2 separate regions of the Homo sapiens genome follow, and region 2 is linked to region 1. A link is a loop called in an ENCODE intact Hi-C map of the cell type or tissue named here. Cell type or tissue: OCI-LY7. All regions are shown on one strand. Links, peaks and the distances in the headings refer to the core of each region. The heading gives the core; the rest is flanking DNA.

Region 1 (11,021 bases), core at 4,759-7,258:
GTATTTTTAGTAGAGATAGGGTTTCACCATGTTGTCCAGGCTTGTCTCAAACTCCTGACCTCGTGATCTGCCTGCCTCGGCCTCCCAAAGTGCTGGGATTACAAAGGTGAGCCACTGCAACCAGCCCAATACATGTTCTTTTAATTTGTTCATTCTGTGATGACATAGTCTGTTCTTACATTCTTTGAGGAGACCCTGCTTTCAGCTCTCATTTTGAGCAGCTAGCAGTCTAGAACCTCCACTTTTCACTTCCTGGCTTCAGACTCTGGGCAGTGTGCTGGCATCTTGCTATATGCAGGCACACCTTGTTTTATTGCACTTCGCAGATGTTGTGCTTTTTACAGATTGGAAGTTTGTGGCAAGCCTGTGTCAGTCAAGCCTATGGCACCATTTTTCTAATAGCATATGTTCACTTCATGTCTCTGTGTCACATTTTGGTCATTTCTGCAATATTTCAAACTTTTTGGTACAATTACGTTTGTTTGATGTTACTATTATAACTGTTTTGGAGTGGCGTGAATTGCCCCCATATAAGATGGTGAACTTAATTGATAAATGTTGTGTGTGTCCTTACTGCTCCTCCAACTAGCCATTTCCCTGTCTCTCTCCCTCTCCTTCAGCCTCTCTAATTCTCTGAGACAAAATGATATTGAAATCAGGCCACTTAATAACCCTACAATGACCTCTAAGTGTTCCAGTGAAAGGAAGTCTCAGAGCTCTCACTTGAAATCAAAACTAGAAATGATGAAGCTTAGTGAGGAAGGCATGTTGAAAGCTGAGACAGCTGAAAGCTAGGCCTCTTGCACCAGACGGCCAAGTTGTGAATGCAAAGGAAAAGTTCTTGAAGGAAATTAAAAGTATTGCTCCAGTAAATACACGAATAAGAAAGTGAAACAGCCTTACTGCTGATACAGAGAAAGTTTGAGTGGTCTGGATAGAAGATCAAACCAGCCACAACATTCCCTTAAGCCAAAGCCTACTCCAGAGCAAGGCCCTAACTCTCTTTAATTCTATGAAGGTTGACAGGTAAGGAAGCTGCAGAAGAAAAATTGTAAGCTAGCAGAGGCTAGTTTATGACGTTTAAGGAAAGAAGCCATCTCCATAACATAAAAGTGCAAGGTGAAGCAGCAAGTGCTGATGGAGAAGCTGCAGCAGGTTACCCAGAAGATCTAGCTAAGACCGCTGATGAAGGTGGCTACAATAAACAACAGATTTTCAATGTAGATTAGAAGTTGCTATCTAACACTTTCATAGCTAAAGAGAAATCAATACCTGGCTTCAAAGCTTCAAAGGCCAGCCTGTCTCCCTTATTAGGGGCTAACACAGCTGGTGACTTTAAGTTGAAGCCAGTGCTCATTTACCATTCTTTACATTCTTAAGAATTATGCTGATTCTATTCTGCTCGTGCTCTGTCAATGGAATAACAAAGCCTGGATGATAGCACATCTGTTTACAGCATGGTTTACTGAATATTTTAGCCCACCATTGAGACCTGCTCAGAAAAAGATTTCTTTCAAAATGTTACTGTTCATTGACAGTGCACCTAGTCAACCAGGAGTTCTGATGGAGATGTACAAGGAGATTAATGTTGTTTTCATGCCTGCTAATACAACATCTATTCTACAGCCCATGGATCAAGGAGTAATTTTGACTTTGAAGTCTTATTGTTTAAGAAATACATTTCATAAGGCTTTAGCTGCCATAGATATTGATTTCTCTGATGGATTGGGGCAAAGTCAATTGAAAACCTTCTGGAAAGGATTCACCATTCTAGATGCCATTAAGAACACTCACATCTGTAATCCCAGCACTTTGGGAGACCGAGGCGGGCAGATCACGAGGTCAAGAGATCGAGACCATCCTGGCCAACATGGTGAAATTCCATCTCCACTAAAAATATAAAAATTAGCTGGGCGTGGTGGCACGCACCTGTAGTCCCAGCTACTTGGGAGGCTGAGGCAGGATGATCGCTTGAACCCGGGAGGCGGAGGTTGCAGTGAACCGAGATCACATCACTGTACTCTAGCCTCTTGACAGAGTGAGACTCCATCTCAAAAAAAAAACAAAAAACCGCCACCAACAACAAAAAAACCCACATTCATGATGCATGGGAGGAGGTGAAAATTTCAACATTATCAAAAATTTGGAGGAAGTTAATTCCAGCTCCGTGGATGACTTTGTGGGTTTCAGTACTTCAGCTGGGAAAGTCACTGCAGATGTGGTAGAAATAGCAAGAGAACTAGAATTAGAAATGGAGCCTGGCGATGTGACTGGATTGCTGCAGTCTCTTGACCAAACTTGAACGGATGAGGAGTTGCTTCTTAGGGAAAAACAAAGAAAGTGGTTTCTTGAGATAGAATCTATTCCTGGTGAAGATTCTGTGAATAACGTTGAAATGACAACAAAGGATTTAGAATATTACATTCACTGATAAAGCAGCAGCAAGGTTTGAGAGGATTGACTCCAATTTTGACAGAAAATGCCATCAAACAGTGTCACATGCTACAGAGAAATCTTTTGTGAAAGGAAGAGTCCATTATGTGGCAAACTTCATTGTCTTATTTTAAGAAATTGGCATAGCAATTTCTTGCTGTGGGGTTGCCACAGCCACCCTGACCTTCAGCAATCACTACCCTGATCAGTCAGCAGCTGTCAACATCGAGGCACGATTCCCCAGCAGCAAAAAGATTACAACGTGTGCTAAAGGCTCAGATGGTCATTAGCATTTTTCTTAGCAATAAAGCACTTTTCAATTAAAGTATGTACATTTTTAGACATAATTACATCGTACACACAATAGACTACATATAGTGTAAACATAAATTTACGTACACTGGGAAACAAAATATTTTTATGACTTGCTTTATTATAGTTATCTGGAACTGAACCTTCAATATCTCTGATGTATACCTGTACTTTTGATTCTCAGGATACATTCTTCTAAAAAATATTGCTGATTTAAGGGGTCAGATATGTCCTGGGAGCCTGTGGCTACTGATCCTATTGCCTCGGTCATCAGCCCTCCTGTTTTCCTAGGTGACATAGAGGGCTTGTAGGGTGGCTGTAGGGTGGTGGAAAAAGAAGCAGAACTGAATTCCAGGGCTGACTTTGCTGCTTGTTAGCTGGGTGACCTTGGGAAAACCACTTAACCTTTCTGGCCCTTACTTTCCTCATGGGAAATAAGATTAAAAATGTATGCGAAGGCTTAATATTGACAAGCTCTATTGAGTTTGAGATTTGACCTTAGAGTTTTTATTAATAGACCTGCCATTTGCTAAGCAAATTTTCTAGATAAAGATGTATACCTGGATGCATGTCATAGTACAGTCCCTGTTTGCCCAAGGTGAAGTTAATTTTATGTGATGGGGCAGAGTTAATCCTTGTTAGGCAAATGATGCAGTCTTCTCCGGAGTAGAAAACTGTGTAGACAAGAACAGCTTACCTACCTCTTAAGGCCATAGTTATTTATTTAGCATAAACCAAATACATGGTGATAAGGGAGATACAGTAAGATCTTTTGGAAGTCTTTTTATGGAAACTGATGTGTATTGAAGGTAGAAGACAAGCAATGGCGGAATGTTGTGTATGTCCAACCAGTGCACAAAAGTGGGAGTGGGTACCTCTAATGGGAGAGATCACTGGGGGCTTCCCGGAGGACGGGGTTCAAACTCTGCCTAAAGGATAAGGATAAGAGGATTTGGACTAGGAGGGAGGGCATTCCAGGTAGCTTAGAGGATTTGACCAAGCTTTTGTACAACATCTGTCATTCCACCCAGATGTTCTGCTGGCCATCATTTGCTCCCTGATGCCTTTAGTTTCTTGCCATTGCATTGGTTGGACTCTGCTTCTTGACTTCACATTGGGGCATGTGTTTTATTTTATTTTATTTTATTTTTAAGACGGAGTCTCGCTCTGTCACCCAGGCTAGAGTGCAGTGGTGCGATCTCGGCTCACTGTAACCGCTGGCTCCTGGGTTCAAGCGATTCTCCCGCTTCAGCCTCCTGAGTAGCTGGGATTACAGGTGCCCGCCACCACACCCAGCTAATTTTTGTATTTTTAGTAGAGACGGGGTTTCACCATGTTGGTCAGGCTGGTCTCAAACTCCTGACCTCGTGATCTGCCTGCCTCGGCCTCCCAAAGTGCTGAGATTACAGACGTGAGCCACCGGGCCCAGCCAGGGCATGTATTTTTACAGTAAACTCTGGGAAGCCAAGATGGAAAATAAAGCCCTTACTGGCTTAAACCAGGCTGAGGGAGATGGTCTCTTGAGTAAACACCATGCCTCGCTTTCTGTTTAAGCGTATCTTTTCTTTTCAAGCCTGCTCCTTCTGTGTAAGTGTATTTTTCAAAGTGTGACTCCACATCCTTTCAGAAAGTCCTTCGTATCCCATCAAGGGAGTAAGGTGATGGGTGAGAAGCTACTCTAAATAAATTAAGGGTAGTATCTGTTTTGGCTTCAAAGGGCAAAGGATCAAGGTTAGGGCAAGTAGAAATTTCTCCCTCTTGATTTTAAGTGAAATTTTTTATTTTTATTTTTATAAGACCCTAATTGCCTGCTTCATACCTAGAAGGCCAGAAACATTCCTGGATGTTGGACTAGCAAGCCAGAGAACAATCTAAGCAATGCCATTTCACTGGCCCCTTCTTCACCAGAACCCTTCCCCCAATAGTCCCATGCCCAAACACACGCACTCTTCACAGTATCCTCTTGTGCATGCTGCTTGCTTTGAGGGTGGTGCAAGTGCTATTGGGTGTCATTTTATATTACAGTTGTAATGCCCACGTGCCGCTGGAATCTTTGTATCTTAGTCACAGACTTCTAGAGTGTCTGAGCTGGAAGGAACCTTCATTCTCAGCCCCTTGTTTTACAGATGGGGAACTGAAAGCCCCCAGGTTGCCTGACTGTAAGTTGAGGTCTGTCTTCACCAGTTCATGGTTTGTTTTCAGTATCTGAGCAATAACAGCTGCTAATTATTGAGGCCCTGTGCTGAGTGCTTTTCATGCATCATGTCACTTATTTTTCATAACAACTGTATGAGGAAGGTATGACCATCATCTCTCCTTTAAGGTTAGAGAGGTTGAGTAATGTGTTTAGAGTTGGGTGTTGGAGCTGGGTGTTAGCAAAGATTTGAACTCAGTATACGGTGGCACTGGGGCACTGGCTCCTAACTGGTAGGCTGTGCTGCACTGTGTTTGCCAAGTGAGGCTGCCTCTATTCCCACTTCTTCCCTCACTTCCCATCGTCTTTCTTTTTCACTGCCCCACCAGGGATCTTGCTCTCAACTTGCCAAGGTAGGATTCCGACCATGGCTACCATGATGACTTGGAAGCCTGGACTCCAAAGGAAGGAGTTCCAAAGCCTTGATCAATGGAACAGAGGCATTGTCCTTGGGACCCGAAGGAGCTGATACCACGTCACTTATACCAGGATCCTTGCTGGTTAATTCACATAGGGCGGTGGAGGACACAGTGCAGTCTCTGTTTGCACTGGCTTATGGGAGACTGAGCAAGATAGAGTAGAGAGAAAGTAGATGAAAGGTGCCATGAAAGCCATCCTCAGCTCAAGCCTGTGTCTTCTTAGCAGGGGTCATTGCATCCTCTTTATTATCAAAGGGTGTGATCCTAATACGCTTATGAGACAGCCAGTGTAGATGTGATATCAAGCCAGCTCGGCCCTCCCTGGAGCCTCCATCATATGCATCTATGTGTCCCCCTTCATTACTTTCCGATTCCTTTTCCCCCTCCTACAGCAATAGCCTGAAGGATATTTTTAGGCCCCAGTGAGGCTGTGATCACTGACCCTTGGCTTCTGAAAATTTTTACACCGTTTTGAAGGGATGTGCATACTCAGGAATACAGCTATTTTTGAATCTGTACTAGAGATTCTAGGCTGTATCCTCCATGGGGGCTTATTTTTTAAGTTTGAGCAGAAAATATTCCAAGGGACATTGGTAGTGTAATGGATGATGAGCCTGTATGCTGATGCTGATTAGGCCAGAGTGGGTCCAGACTGCTCTGGCCATCCTTGACCGGAGGAAGAACTAGTACGTCCACCTTGCCTCAAGGGGAGCAGATCTGTCAATGGCTCAAAGCCTGGAGTGCAGTTCCTACTAGCTCCACCTGGAGTCTTAAAAGAGGAACAGATCAGCATGGAGGAGATCTTTGGGTCCTGGGCATTTTGCATTTTTTAAGGGTATAGAGTCATACTTTTATAGTTCAACAACATTGACAAGAATGGATGTTTTGAGTCCGTTGGTTAACCTTGGATTTGAAAAGAGGAAGAAAAACAGAAACCACACATTAGCAGGGCAGCACTGAGGTTACAGTCATGTTACCATAGACGCCAGGCTTGAAGAGCCGTTTGGGGACAACAGAGCACAACACTGGAAAAATAAATTTTTTAGAGACAGGGTTCCGCTCTGTCACCCAGACTTGAGTGCAGTGGTGCTCACTGTAACCTCAAGTTTTTGGGCTCAAACAACCCTCCCATCTCAGCCTCCTGGGTAGCTAGGATTACAGGTGTGGGCCACCATACCCAGCTAATTTTTTATTTTTTATTTTTGTAGAGATGGAGTCTTGCTGTGTTGCCCAGGCTGGTCTCAAACTCCTGGCCTCAAGTGATCCTCCTACCTTGGCCTCCCAAAGCTCTGGGATTACAACTGTGAGCCACCAGTTGTAATTTTTTTTTTTTTTTTTTTCCCGAGACAGAGTCTCACCCTGTTGCCCAGGCTCGAGTACAGTGGCACAATCTCGGCTCACTGCGACTTCTGCCTCCTGGGTTCAGGCAATTCTTGTGCCTCAGCCACCTTAGTAGGTGGGATTACAGGTGTGCACCACCACACCTGGCTAATTTTTGTATTTTTAGTACAGACAGGGTTTCACCCCATTGGCCAGGCTGGTCTCAAACTCCTGGCCTTAAGCTATCTACCCGCCTCAGCCTCCCAAAGTGCTAGGATTACAGGTGTGAGCTACCATGCCTGGCAAGCACAACATTTTTAATTTTCAAGAGCTACCAGTTTCTTTTCTGTCTCTGAAGAGACACTTCTCCCAAGGAAATTTCCATTAAAAAATTAATTTTGTGTGTCTGCCCGACAGATCATGGGAGACAGAGTGCTGTTATTTGTAAAACATTTTTAAAAATACATTTTTACCTTTATGGAGCAATGATATTCCTGGATTTATCTAAAAGGAAAATCTGACTGGTGTGGAAGAACAAGTGGAAGCTGTTAATGAAAATTTTGAAGTGAAGGAAATAGGAATGTGGGAATAGTGGGAGCCTGGGTGTTCTCTAACCAGGGAGAACTCTCAGGCAGAAAGTGGCTACTGTGGACAGTTTAGAGACTGGTGAGTTTAGGGCCTGTTGATTTCTGTTATTAGTTAGCATTGGCCTTTGTGTTTAGAGAGGAAGATGGTTATTACAGCTAGTGTCAGGAGAGCAAGGGGTGTCTTAATGGAGTTATGCACAGTTTTTGCCTATGACAACTCAGCCTCTTGGGCTCAGAGCATTCACTTAGACAGAGCAGCTCCATTCCTTGTGGTTTTCTGGTCAGTATTTTAGGACCATCAGTTCTGTGGCTCATGCAGGTGTGATGTATAAATGTCTGGCCTGGGAGAGATGCCAAAAAAGAAGTGGGGAGATGGAGTAAAAATCATTTGTCTGGAGGTTTTTCATTTACTGAGTCTCTTCAGGAAACTGGGAGAAGTTGAGTTTCCTTCCTTAATTCTCAAGTTCATTTTAGACATGAGAGAAAGAGACTCAGAGACATTAAGTGTCTTGGATTTTGTAGTTACTAATGGGGAAACCTAAGCCTGAAAACCAAGAATTTTCTGAATTCCTGGAATTTTTTTTTTTTTTTTTTTTTTTTGAGGCAGGGTCTCACTCTGTTGCCCAGGAAGAAGTGCAGTGGTGCAAACATTGCTCCCTGCAGACTTGACCTCCTAGGCTCAAGTGATGCTCCTACCTCAGCCTCCCAAGTAGCTGGGACCATGGGTGTGTGCCACCACACCTGGCTAGAATTTTTTGTAGAGACAAGGTCTCACCGTGTTACCCAGGCTGGTCTTGAACTCCTGGGCTCAAGGTATCCTCCCAAAGTGCTAGGTTTACAGACATGAACCAGTGTACCTGGCCAATTCCTGGAGCTTTTTACTGCTACAGACTGCCATGTGATTCAAATTAGGCTTTCAGAATGACCTCCTACTCCACAGAACTCCATTTTCACTGTCAGCCACAGTCCTAGAAATTCCACCCTTAGAAAGTCTTTCCTGTAAGTTAAACCTTGTTATGAGTAGTTAAAATACAGATGTCCTAGAGAAGGGCCATACCATCTTATCAGTCATGTGAACCTCAGTATAAATGAAATTTATGAGAGCTTTTTTTTGGAACAGACTGTCATTGGAGAGGGAGGAAAGAATATGGGGGCCCTGGACATCCTAGGGCAGGCAAAGGGCTCCATGTCGGGAGGCTAGGGACAGACATGTCTCAGGGACTCAGGTTTTTCTATAGGTGAGCCCTGAATGCCATTTTAAGTACATTCTACCCAGGTTGTTAGTGTTAAAATATTTGGATATGTTGAGGTTCTTCATATGTTAGTATCAACTCACAGGGCAGATTTATGTTTCAGAGTACCTATCATATAACCAGGAGCTTACTAAATAATGAAATACAGTATTATTGGTCATTACCTGTATTAAATAGGTTTATTCATCCATTGATATCCACCTTTTTGAAAAAAGGTTTGAAGTCAGTCTATAATATATATTATATGTTTTACTTATAGCTTACTTTGGGCAGTAGTAGTAGTGGTAACAATAATCATTATAATATCTTAGATGCTGCTTCCTCCAGGAAGTCTTCCCGGATCCTCCAAATCCAGCTACACATAGCTTTCTATGTGCATCTGTAGTGTGTTGCCTGCACCTTCCTCAGCCAGCACCTAACACACTATTTGGTATTTTCCTATTTGTTTATCTGTCTCTTTCACTATCTTTCTCAAATAAGATTCCTCATCTGACCACAGAACAACAACAACAACAAAAAACCGACATGAGTGAACTGTTTTCTGAGTTCTCCTAAAGATGGTACATGATTGGTAATTTTAGATAAACAGGAGAGAAGTTAAATCGTTATAATTAATGGATGTCCTAGATCAAGGGTCGACGACTTTCTTTAAAGGATCAGAGAGTAAATATTTTTAGCTTTGCGGGCCACAGAGTCTCTGCGAAAACAACTTGGCTCTACCATTGTAGTGCAAAAGCAGCCATAGACAATACAAATAAACAAATTTATTTATAAACAAAGGCAGTGACTGAGATTTGGCCCTGGGGCTGCGGTTTACTGGTGATCCCTGTGGCTTAGGGCTTGAGAGTTTACTCCTCTCTCAGAAGCTGGCTGAGGAGGTATCAGACTGACTGCATGTGAGCTTGATGCAGGCAGAGATTCTGACTTGCTTCCCACCTTTCCCCTGGTGGCTGGCCCTGTCCTGGTACACAGTAACTGCTCAACAAATATTAGCTCTTGTTCATTCATTCATTCAACAAGAATTTGTTGAGTGCCTGTTGTGAGCCAGGCATGATTCGAGGAGCTTGGGATATGTGAGCACAGAAAACAGATAAGGTCTCTGTCCTCATGGAGCTCACATTTTAGCAAGGGAAGACAAATAATACGCAAGAAACAGTAAATCATAAATGGTGGGGTATGTGATAAGATGATAAAGGCCACGGAAAAAGAGACATTACTAAGCAAGGTAAGGGGCATTGGAATTCCCTGGGGAGGTGCGGAGTGGCCAGGTTGGGGTGTTATGTGGGCTGGTCAGCACTGGCCTCGTTGAGAGGGTGAGGTTTGAGCAAAGACTTGAAGGAGGTCATGGAGTCAGCCTAGTGGCTGGCCTGAAATGCCCTCTCTCCTCCCTCTCACCGTCTCCACTATCAGCTTTCTTTCTACGCAGCTAAGAGTCTCTCTTCCCCCAAAGTCGTGTAGTAGGAAGCGCTCGGGGCTTCAAGGGACCTGGATTCCAGGCATGGCTCTGCTGGTGACCTCGGTGGGCTCTTTCTGCTCTGCAAGTCATAAGGCCACTTGGGGCCTGCTGGCCCCTGCCTTCTCAGAACAACGATTTTGCTTTGAGCCTGTGCACATGGCATTCATTGTGTAGCAGTTTCATGGGGTGGTCTTAGCTTCAAGGAAAACCTCCTGGAAGGCAGGGGCCATCTCACACTTTTTATATCTGCTGTATAGCAGGTGGCACCATGTGGGCTGCGCAGTTGAGGCTGGGTAATTATGAAGTGCAGTCCAGTGGAAAACATTAAACCCTGGGCTGGGTGCGGTGGCTCACGCCTGTAATCCCAGCACTTTGGGAGTCCGAGGCAGGTGGATCATGAGGTCAATAGATTGAGACCATCCTGGCCAACATGGTGAAACCCCGTCTCTACTAAAAATACAAAAATTAGCTGGGCGTTGTGGCGTGCACCCGTAGTCCTAGCTACTTGGGAGGCTGAGGCAGGAGAATCGCTTGAACCTGGGAGGTGGAGGTTGCAGTGAACAGAGATGGCGCTACTGCACTCCATCCTGGCAATAGAGCAAGACTCCATCTCAGAAAAAAAAAAAAAAAATTAAACTCTGAAATTCAGTTCCATGTCTATAGTTGAGCCTGATTTTACGTAATGCTTGCAGTCCTGAAAGACAGTATACTCATCCATGTAAACGGGGGGGTTGTCTGCGTTAAGTGGTGTGAGCATTGGAAGTTAGCAAATGCCAGTGAGAGAAGCAGCAGCTTGATGGTATGACTGGGAATCTGACAAACACAAAAGGAGATGAGGTTACACAGGTCCGTGTGTTCTCCGCCTTCCTGGAGCAACAGGACTTTTGGCCTGGGCCTCTGTTGTGTGTTAAGAGAACCCTGAGCCTGAGTGTAGGGGTGGATTTTTTGATGCGCAGATCCCCCCTGCAGGCCTGAAGTACTCACTCCCCAACTGCTGGGAGTGTGGGCTGCTGACAGCTTGCAGCTGCGCCCCTCCTCCCCAGGACT
Region 2 (9,538 bases), core at 5,247-7,746, 850 kb after region 1:
GGCTTCATGACATGTGTCCTCTGGACTTCTGTGTAGCACCCTTTGAAGGGTGGAGGGTTTCAAGAGCTCGATGCCTGTTTTGGACTTCTCGCTAGAAACAGATGTTGTAGATGAAGATTACTACTGTGTGCCTTGGAAGTGACACAGAGAATTGCTACTGCACAGACCACAAAGCCACCACTTTTCAGGGATATTCTTACTTAGTTGTCATATGTTTTATGTCTCTCTTCACGTAGTCAGAAGCTGCTTTAGATTTGGGAAGGCTGGGGCTTATCTGTTACCCCTTGTTCTAGGTTGTTTCTCATTCTAGGTTGTTACAGAGGAAAACTCTAGTAGGTTTTGATAAATGACTATTTCTTACATCAAAGTACTATCCTGCATTATTTGGGATTGTAATACATTCCTATAGTACTTTATGGTCTTCAAAGCATTTGTCACTGATAAGTCTCCCGTTTTTCAGACAGAGAAACTAAGGCCCTAAGGAATAAGGGACTGGACTAAAGTCGCATTCCTAGCATGTTGGATACGTTCAAGTTCTCTCCATTCTGTAAGGACCAACTCAAGTGCCTCTTCCAAGAGGTCTTTTCTTAGTGTCCCCTCATTACTACTTTTTATATTTACCACATTCTAACTTGTAATATCATGTTCACATACATCTTATCTACCTTACCATGAACTTCCTAAGATCGAAAGCTGTTATGCATTTGTGTGTATCTCCTCACCTATCAGAATTGTTCTTCTTGGGTGCTAACCTGATGCACGTTCCCACACCAGCCTGCAGTTTCCTCTTCTAGGCTGTGGCTTGGAGGTCTGCAAGGCGCTGGAGTGGTGTCCAGGCACATTGTGGGCACTGCTGCACATTCAAGTGCATTGCCTTATTTTTAACATATAGATACTTAATGAGAGAGCTTTGTAAATGTTTATAAGGTGTTTTACAAATAGATGTTATTTGAATCTCATCCTTCCCTCCTTTATTTATTGCAGTTAGCACTGTTCTGGGCACATAGTAGGTGCTTAGTAATGTTTGTTAAGCATTTCTATATTCACTTGCTCCAGCTTACACTTTTATTCCCTCCTATTGTTGTATATGACTGTCTTTTTATATGTTTATATCTTGAATTCCCAACTAAACTGCAAGCTCCAGAGGGCTATAGTCTCAATAAATCTTTGCTGATTGCTTTTAAATAATACATGATAGCATACCAGCTAACAAAGCATGGCACAAGGTAAATCGTCCAATGTGAGTGTTTTTATTTAAGAAATGTTTTGGATATGTATTTTAAAATAGACATACACATCCCAAAAACATATATTTTAAACAGAGATCACTAAGGTAGGAGGGAACACCCAGGTCCACATGAAGGGGACAAAGAATAGTGCAGAAGTAAGGCTCATGGGCACTGCTGGCTGAGCTGCACACAGAAAGGGGTCTCCAGCTGATGGCCATTGGCTACATTTCTCTGTGGCATTGGAAGAGCTTTTGTTTCCTCTCAGAGCGCATTTCTTTAGTTTTTTGTTTGCAGATTCTTATCAGGTGGTAAGTGTGTGTTTTTTTTTTTTTTTTTTTTTTTTTTTGAGACAGGGTCTCACTCTGTCACCCAGGCATGTTCATGGCTCACTGCAGGCCCAACCTCTTGAGCTCAACTGATCCACCCACCTGAGCCTCCTGAGTAGCTGGGACTGCAGGCATGTGCCACCATGCCCAGCTAATTTTTGTATTTTTAGTAGAGACAGGATTTCACCACATTGGGAAGACTGGTCTTGAACTCCTGGACTCAAGCAATCTCCCCACCTCGGCCTCCCAAAGTGCTGGGATTACAGGTGTGAGCCACCGCACCTGGCCATGTGTGATATTTTTAAAGTAAGGTTGTCATTATCACATATCGAGGACTCTTCAACAAGGGACAGCCTGAACACTAAGCTGCCAGAACACACTTAAAAACTTGATACTTCTGGTACTTAGCCAATTGGTAAGAAGCTAAAGAGTCTGCCATGCAGTCCAACAGCCATGCTGACTAAACTCACCAGTTCTTTCATTGTTTTGATGTTGAACAGCTGTCTTTAATACACTTTTCTGTACTCCTGAGAATGTTCTAGTTACCATGCTGAAATGTTTAAATACCTACATTTTAAAATTAGAACTAAAATATAATGGGTTTGTTAATTAGGAGGACACTGGAGAGTTGGCTGTGAGAAGTTGTGACTTTGATAAGTCGATCTTTTAAAAGTAAGGGCAGTTGCTCTACATTTGACTTCTTTGTGTTCTCAAATTTAAAATATATGGCTGAAGATGAAAGATTCTGCACACCTCCACTTATTCATTCCCAAATCCCACATTTCATATTAAATTCACACAGGATACTATGTGATGCATATGAACCATTTTATATGATGCAGGGTACAGTATGCACAGGGGATAATTTATTTTCTAAATTTGCTATTATTAGACTTCTAATTACTCAGCTGGATAGAAGCAGAAAGGTCTCATTCTTGTACTAACTGCCGATTTTTTTTTTTTTTTTGAGACGGAGTTTAGCTCTGTTGCCCAGGCTGTAGTGCAGTGGTACAATCTCTGCTCACTGCAGCCTCCACCTCCTGGGTTCAAGTGATTCTCCTGCCTCAGCCTTCCGAATAGCTGGGATTACAGGTGTGCACCACCACGGCCAGATAATTTTTGTATTTTTAGTAGAGATGGTGTTTCACCACATTGGCCAGGCTGATCTTGGACTCCTGACCTCAAGAGTCCCACCTCGGCCTCCCAAAGTGCTGGGATTACAGGTGTGGGCCATCATGCCCGGCCACTAACTGCCAATTATTTAGCCAGAGATGACAGGCAGAAGGAATTCATTTTAGATTGTTCAGACTTAAGAAGTAACATTTCTTTCCAAGGAGGTCTAAACATATGTGTGTTTTATTTTTTAATAGCCCCAGTTCTTCACATTTTAATTAATCAAACAAAACCTGCAATTTAAGAAATATCTAGAAATGATTGGTCCAATTGTCCTCCTTTGTGCTCACGTCTCTCATGGAGGAAAGTCAGGATTCACTGTGGTTATGAAAGGAATCTGTACAATATATTTACCTTCTGTAAAATACTTGGATTAATATTGTTAAGCATCTCTAGGGAACATGGCATTCAATTAGTTTTTATTTCTTGTCATCTCTCACTAGAGAAAGAGCGCACACTTCTGTTTCCCTGAGGAGGTAAACTTGCTTGAAAAGTAAAATTTCCATTAAAATCTCTAATTTGGCTTTCTTAAATATAAATCTATTTTTGTTACATTTTAAATAGTCTTAAGGCTAAGTGACTAATGAGTACAGTAATAATATATCATTCTCTTTTATTCATCTGAAAATTATACTGTCTCGAGAGACCTGAGTTTTGTGTGTTTTGATTTTATTTCTTACTAAAAGACTTCTCTGTGATTGGAGGGAGCTGCAAAGCTGAGGCAAGTGTGGGACTCAGGGGACCCTGCGTGGATTTGCAGAGGAATAAGAGACTTGGTTTCCCATGGGATAGAGAATTTATGTTTAAGCATTGAAAGAGTTCTTCGATGTGCGAGGTGTTATGCGGAGTGCTTTAGTTGCACTATTTCATTTATTCCTCATAATCCTAAGGGATAGTATCCCCATTCCTATTTCTGTGAAAATTGGAAATCTAAATATGGATGAGGAGTGCTTTTTAATGAGAACACCCCATTTCCCGGCCATGACAACTGCATGTTTGCTCAGAAGTGTGGAGTTGCTGGGTGGGATGCTAAGATGACATACTGTTTCTTTTTTTTTTTTTTCTTTTATGGACTTGCAGTTTGAAACAGGCAGTAGAGCCCAGAAAGTACATATAAGGCACTCAATTGTACTGTTTAACACAAGCTGATTTTTAAAAAGTTAAATTTTCAAGAAGTCTTCCTCTAGTAACTGTCTGGGGGTATAACGTGTTTCATACCCACCCTATTTGATCTCTTCATTGTGAATTTCTTAACACCAGGGCACTGCTTTAATCAAAACCATTTAGAGGCGTTCACTTTAAAAAATAAAAGTTGCAGAAGATTGGGGGTGGCATTTCCCCTGTCGTCATGTGATAGCGAACACCTGAGAAATCTTTTAATGCCCACAGCTCTAGATTATAGGTGTGCCCTTCAAAAGCATCACAGAAAAACAAAAGGGTTACCCACCAGTCAAGGGTTTGGGACATTAACATGCTTTAGTTGAAAGTTATATTATGAAAAATGTCAGAAAAATGCATGAAAGGAAAATTGTTCCATGAGGGAAATACTACTGCTGAAACTCCAAGTGGAAGATGATGTTTTTAATATTCCCTTAGTTCCACATTTGTGTAGTTCTGTAGTGAAACGAGTCATTTAAGAGGGGAGGTGGCCCAGGCTAAAAATAAAGTTTCTTTGAAACCAGATGAGAGTCTAGCTATGCCAAAAATGGAATCCGGACTCTGTTCACTCTCGAGAATGTAAATAAGTAGAATTTTGTGTCACATAAAATAGTCTATGCAAAAAAGGATATTCACTGCCTTTTGTGATAGAGACTAAAATAACCATCAGGAGTATAGCTGTTCTGGGGACTCTGAAGCAACAGTGTAAAATGATATGGTAGTCTAACGTATTCTGATTTAGAAAGATGTCCAAGACAAAGAAAGTGCAGAACAACAAGTACTGCATGATTTCATTTTATGTACAGATGTATGAATATGTGCAGTTACTGGTATATTCATGCATAGAAAAAGAACTGGAAGAATAAACATGAAAATATTAAGTAGAGGGAATGAAAGTTGGAGAGTAAAGGAGGATTTTGGTGGGTTTACTGTGTATGTTTCTCTTTAAATCTTCACACACACACACACACACACACACACACACACACACACACACAATTAATAAAACTATAGAAACAAGGAAAGCAAAGCTTGAAGGTCTCAGTGAAGCTGTATAGTGGTTAAGAGTATAGACTCTGGAGTAAAAACTGCCAGGATTTGAATCTCAGCTCCTTGACTTACTGGCTACACATCCTTACGCAAGTAATTTAACTTCTGTGCTTCAGTTTACTCAAATGAAAGTCAGGATTAAGGGTACTTGTGTCATATTGTTGTTACAAGGATTAAATAAGTAATCCATGAGAGAGCATATAGACTAGTGCCTGACACATAGTAAATATTTAGCATGTATTAATTATTATAAATTATAATACTTAGGCAATGTCTAGCTATATTCAATTCTTTGTGCAAACTTTTTAGTTAAAAATGTTTTTAGTGACAGCGTTAGTGATCATAATGTATTTTTCCAAAGTTTTCATTGTCATTGTTAATGATATTGTCATTTTTTTTTACCTCATGGGTGTTCAGAACTTCACAAAGAAGAATAACAAAAACAGAGTTATCTGATTTTACTTAGAGTGCCATACATTCCACTAGTGGAGTACTCCTGAATTTGCATCTTTGACCATGTAATCTAATGTACATATTACTAGTAAACAATAGAAATGTAAATACATAATGAGGCTTTTCTTTGTTCCTCAGGAAGACTATGACCGTCTGAGGCCTTTATCTTACCCAATGACCGATGTCTTCCTTATATGCTTCTCGGTGGTAAATCCAGCCTCATTTCAAAATGTGAAAGAGGAGTGGGTACCGGAACTTAAGGAATACGCACCAAATGTACCCTTTTTATTAATAGGAACTCAGGTATGTCTGGTTTGATTTTCTGCATTTTAGAATAAGCTCTTTGGTCTGTCGTAGAGGCTGCTCTCAGACAAACAGTCCCAAAGCTGAGCAAATGATGTAAGTGTTTAATCTCAGCTGCAAGTTAATGAGTTCTATCATATTTTTGGAAAAAATTGTGCCAAAAGAAAGCAATTATTTTCCTGGTTTTTAAAAATTAAGTTCTTTTGTTTAATCTTTTTTTGGTATGTGGGAATTAAGTGGGATTACATGCTTTGATTTTTCTTTAAAGATTTGTAATATTATGGGACATTATTGACCTTTCTTAATTAGATTGATCTCCGAGATGACCCCAAAACTTTAGCAAGACTGAATGATATGAAAGAAAAACCTATATGTGTGGAACAAGGACAGAAACTAGCAAAAGAGGTAATGGAACACTCACAGAATTTAAGCATGAATGTAAAAGATGCTAAGATAACAATAGAAGCTAATTTTATTGTGTATTTACTGTGTGCCAGGTGGAGTGCTTTACATGCATTATCTCATTTAATCCTTGCATGAACTCAGTGAGGTAGGTCTGTTTCCCCTGTTACACAGAAGAGACAGTGGAGGCTGGGAGATGTCAGATAATTCGCCCAAGATCCTGCAGGTAATAAATGGCAGAGTTGGGTTTCAGTCCAAAGCCTGACTCCTGGGCCGAGACTCTTACACCTTTGCTACATTGCCAGTGATATTTTCCTAAAAAGTCACATATGGAAAAAAGCATCGGAAACACGTGTCACTACTTTCAACCCTTCTTCATTACTTAAACAGTTGCACTGTGCCAAATCAGCTCTGTCTTAAGACTCATTGAGTTAGACAGTGGAGCCACCTAGGATGACAGTTTAAATTTGTGGTTAAAACCAAAAAATGATGACTAGGTTTGAAAAGAAATGTGTTGAAATTTCTCCAATCTTTTTATGAAAAGAGGATAGAAAATACAAAAATTCTAAAAATATATGTAACAGTGATGCATGCAATACCTTGTAGCTTATCTTCCTTCGTGCCCCAAAGATAGGTTTACTTTTTCCCCTTTTTTCCCATTTGGCCTTAACATTATTGGATTCTATTTTTTAAATGTTGTGATTTCAATAGGACTTTTGTGGAAACAGAATCCATATATGGTCTTTTTTTTTTTTTTTTTTTTTGAGACGGAGTCCCACTCTGTGGCCCAGGTTGGAGTGCAGTGACGGGATCTCAGCTCACTGCAAGCTCTGCCTCCCGTGTTCATGCCATTCTCCTGCCTCAGCCTCCCAAGTAGCTGGGACTACAGGTGCCTGCCACCACACCCGGCTATTTTTTTTTTTTTTTTTTTTTTTTCATTTTTAGTGGAGATGGGGTTTTACCATGTTAGCCAGGATGGTCTCGACCTCCTGGCCTCATGATCTGCCCACCTCATCCTCCCAAAGTGCTAGGATTACAGGCATGAGCCACCGCGCCCGGCCCATATATAGTCTTTTAAAATGTAGTATCAGGAGGCAAAAGAAAGCAAGAAAACTTTCTGGAGGACAGTTTTTCCTAAAGCAAAAAATAAATGGCTTTACTAACAAATCACTTCAGAAATTCCATGTATTCAGTTTTGTAATCTTGGGGAGAGAAGGAATTTCTAAATGTCATAAAGATAAAAGCCATAAATGAAAATATTAATGATTTCACTGCATAAAAACTTAATACCACATCAAATGCCAGAAATAAAATGAAAAGTCATATAACCTGAGATGGATGGCAGAAAAATGGGTTAACATCCTTAGTATACAGGAACCTCTTGCATATGAGTTAATCAGAAGCAGCCACAGATACCAATAGAAAAATGGGCTAACAATGAAAAATTCACCCCCCAAAATGCAGATTGCCATTGAAGATAGGAAATATGTTCAAACTTATTAGTAGTCAAATGTAAGCTCAATTTGCACCTATAGAATTGGCAAAAAATGAGAAATTAATTATAATACCCGTGTAGTAAAATGGACACTCTGTTGTACTATTGGTCATTGAATCAAAGCAGTCTTGACAGTATGCAAAATCCTTAAAATCATGGACACTTTTGATCAAGCAATTCCATATGTAAGAGTTTATCCTAAGCAAATCATTAGGATGTTGGTCAAAGTGTACAGTGTTAGGAGGAATACATTTTTTGAGATAACACTGCACAACATGGTAACTACAGTTAATAATGGTGGTGCTGGGCACGGTGGCTCACACCTGTAATCCCCGCACCTTGGAAGGCTGAGGTGGGTGGATCGTTTGAGCCCAGGAATTCGAGACCAGCCTGGGCAACATGGTGAAACCCCATCTCTACCAAAAAAAAAAAAAAAAAAAAAAAAAAAAAAAAAAAAATTAGCTGAGCATGATGGTGCATACCTGTAGTCCCAGCTACTTGGGGGGCTGAGGAAGGAGGATCACTTGAGCCCAGGAGGTGGAGGTTGCAGTGAGCCGAGATAGTGCCATTGCACTCCAGCCTGGATGACAGAGTGAGACCCTGTCTCAAAATAAATGAATAAATAAATAATGGTGGACTGCGTATTTCCAAATTGCTAAAAGAGTAAATTTTAAATGTTCTCACCACACAAAATGATAAGTATTTAAGGTGATAGATGTTAATTATGTTGATTTAATCATTTCACTCGTGTGTGTGTGTGTATATGTATATATAGAGAGAAAATATTGCTTTGTACCTTATATAAAATTATAATTTGTCCATTTATAATATTTAATAATAAAAGTAAATTATTAGGGACGTACTTAGAGCTACAAAGATGCTGAATTGTTTATAATGGCAAAAATTCCCTGCATCTATTAAAACTTCATACTATCTGTTAAGATTTCATATTTATTATGTAGCTAAAGGGAAAAAAGTAGTTGCAAAACAGTATGATCTCATTTCTAGACTCATCAGCATTTGGCACAGTTGCGTCCTTCCTGAAACTTTCTTCAGTTGGACTCTCTTGGTTTTTCTCCCCTCTCATTGGACTCTGCTCCATCTCTTTACCTCCTTGGTCCCTGGTTGGAGGGCCCCAGTGATGAGCACTCAGCTTTGTGGATGTCTTCTTCTATAGCTACACTCCCTAGGCCTAAATGAGCTTCTGTCAGTCTTGTAGCTTGCACAGTCTACAACCAAAGATTCCTGGATTTCCATCTCCAGCCTGGACCTCTTTCCTAAATTCTCAATTTGGTTATCCAGCTGTTTACTCAACAAGTCCATCTACATGGCTGAGTATCTCAAAATTAACATGTCTAAGATATGATTCTTCTTTTACCCTCCAAGCCTGTCCTCCCAGTTACTCAGGTCAGAAGCCCTCAGCTGGGTGCAGTGGCTCACACCTGTAATCCCAGCACTTTGGGAGCCCGAGGCGGGCAGAATTACCTGAGGTTGGGAGTTGGAGACCACCCTGACCAACATGGAGAAACCCCATCTCTACTAATACAAAATTAGCTGGGTGTGGTGGCACATGCCTGTAATCCCAGCTAGTCAGGAATCTGAGGCAGAACCGCTTGAACCCAGAAGGCAGAGGTTGTGATGAGCCAAGATCGAACCATAGTACTCCAGCCTGGGCAACAAGAGTGAAACTGTCTCAAAAAAAAAAAAAAGCCCTGAAGTCGTACTTGACCTTGCTCTTTCTCCCATACCACACATCTAGCCTTCGGCACAACATACCTTCAGAACATATCCAGAATCCAGACACTTTTTTCTAACTCTTCCCTCTATCACCTGGTTCAGACCTCCTCCATCTCTGGCCTGCTTTACTGGAATAGCTTCCAACTCACCTTTCTGCTTCTGTCTATGCCCCATGGTCATCTGTTCTCAACACAGCAGCCAGAGTAAGTCTT

Evidence for each region. Hi-C counts contacts between places; a loop is a spot of excess contacts. Peaks named below come from ENCODE experiments on the same cell type or tissue, not always from the same donor. Only the 100,000 strongest peaks of a DNase experiment are listed, where the experiment ranks them.
Region 2: a loop joins it to region 1, with 4 times the contacts of the local background. A loop is called at or near these places in 1 of 110 quality-filtered maps.

What each region holds. Positions count from the first base shown.
Region 1 is chr2:45,723,777-45,734,797 of GRCh38, forward strand. The region is part of intron 1 of PRKCE (protein kinase C epsilon); the gene reads left to right. Among named protein-coding and RNA genes, the nearest start is that of PRKCE-AS1, 54 kb to the left of the region's middle. RefSeq lists enhancers at 5,961-6,040, 6,421-6,560, 9,021-9,528. In OCI-LY7, for the core only: CTCF peaks have their summits at 6,123 (motif pointing left) and 6,322; DNase peaks (open chromatin) are centred at 4,915, 5,505 and 6,255; H3K4me3 peaks cover 2,210 bases; H3K27ac peaks cover 2,500 bases.
Region 2 is chr2:46,570,560-46,580,097 of GRCh38, forward strand. It overlaps RHOQ (ras homolog family member Q), which reads left to right. Exons shown (of 5, transcript NM_012249.4): 3 at 5,528-5,692; 4 at 6,002-6,097. RHOQ-AS1 (RHOQ antisense RNA 1) reads right to left here. Exons shown (of 2, transcript NR_104182.1): 1 at 9,476-9,538. Among named protein-coding and RNA genes, the nearest start is that of RHOQ-AS1, 4.9 kb to the right of the region's middle. RefSeq lists an enhancer at 102-201. In OCI-LY7, for the core only: a CTCF peak has its summit at 6,529; a DNase peak (open chromatin) is centred at 5,472; H3K4me3 peaks cover 1,415 bases; H3K27ac peaks cover 1,728 bases.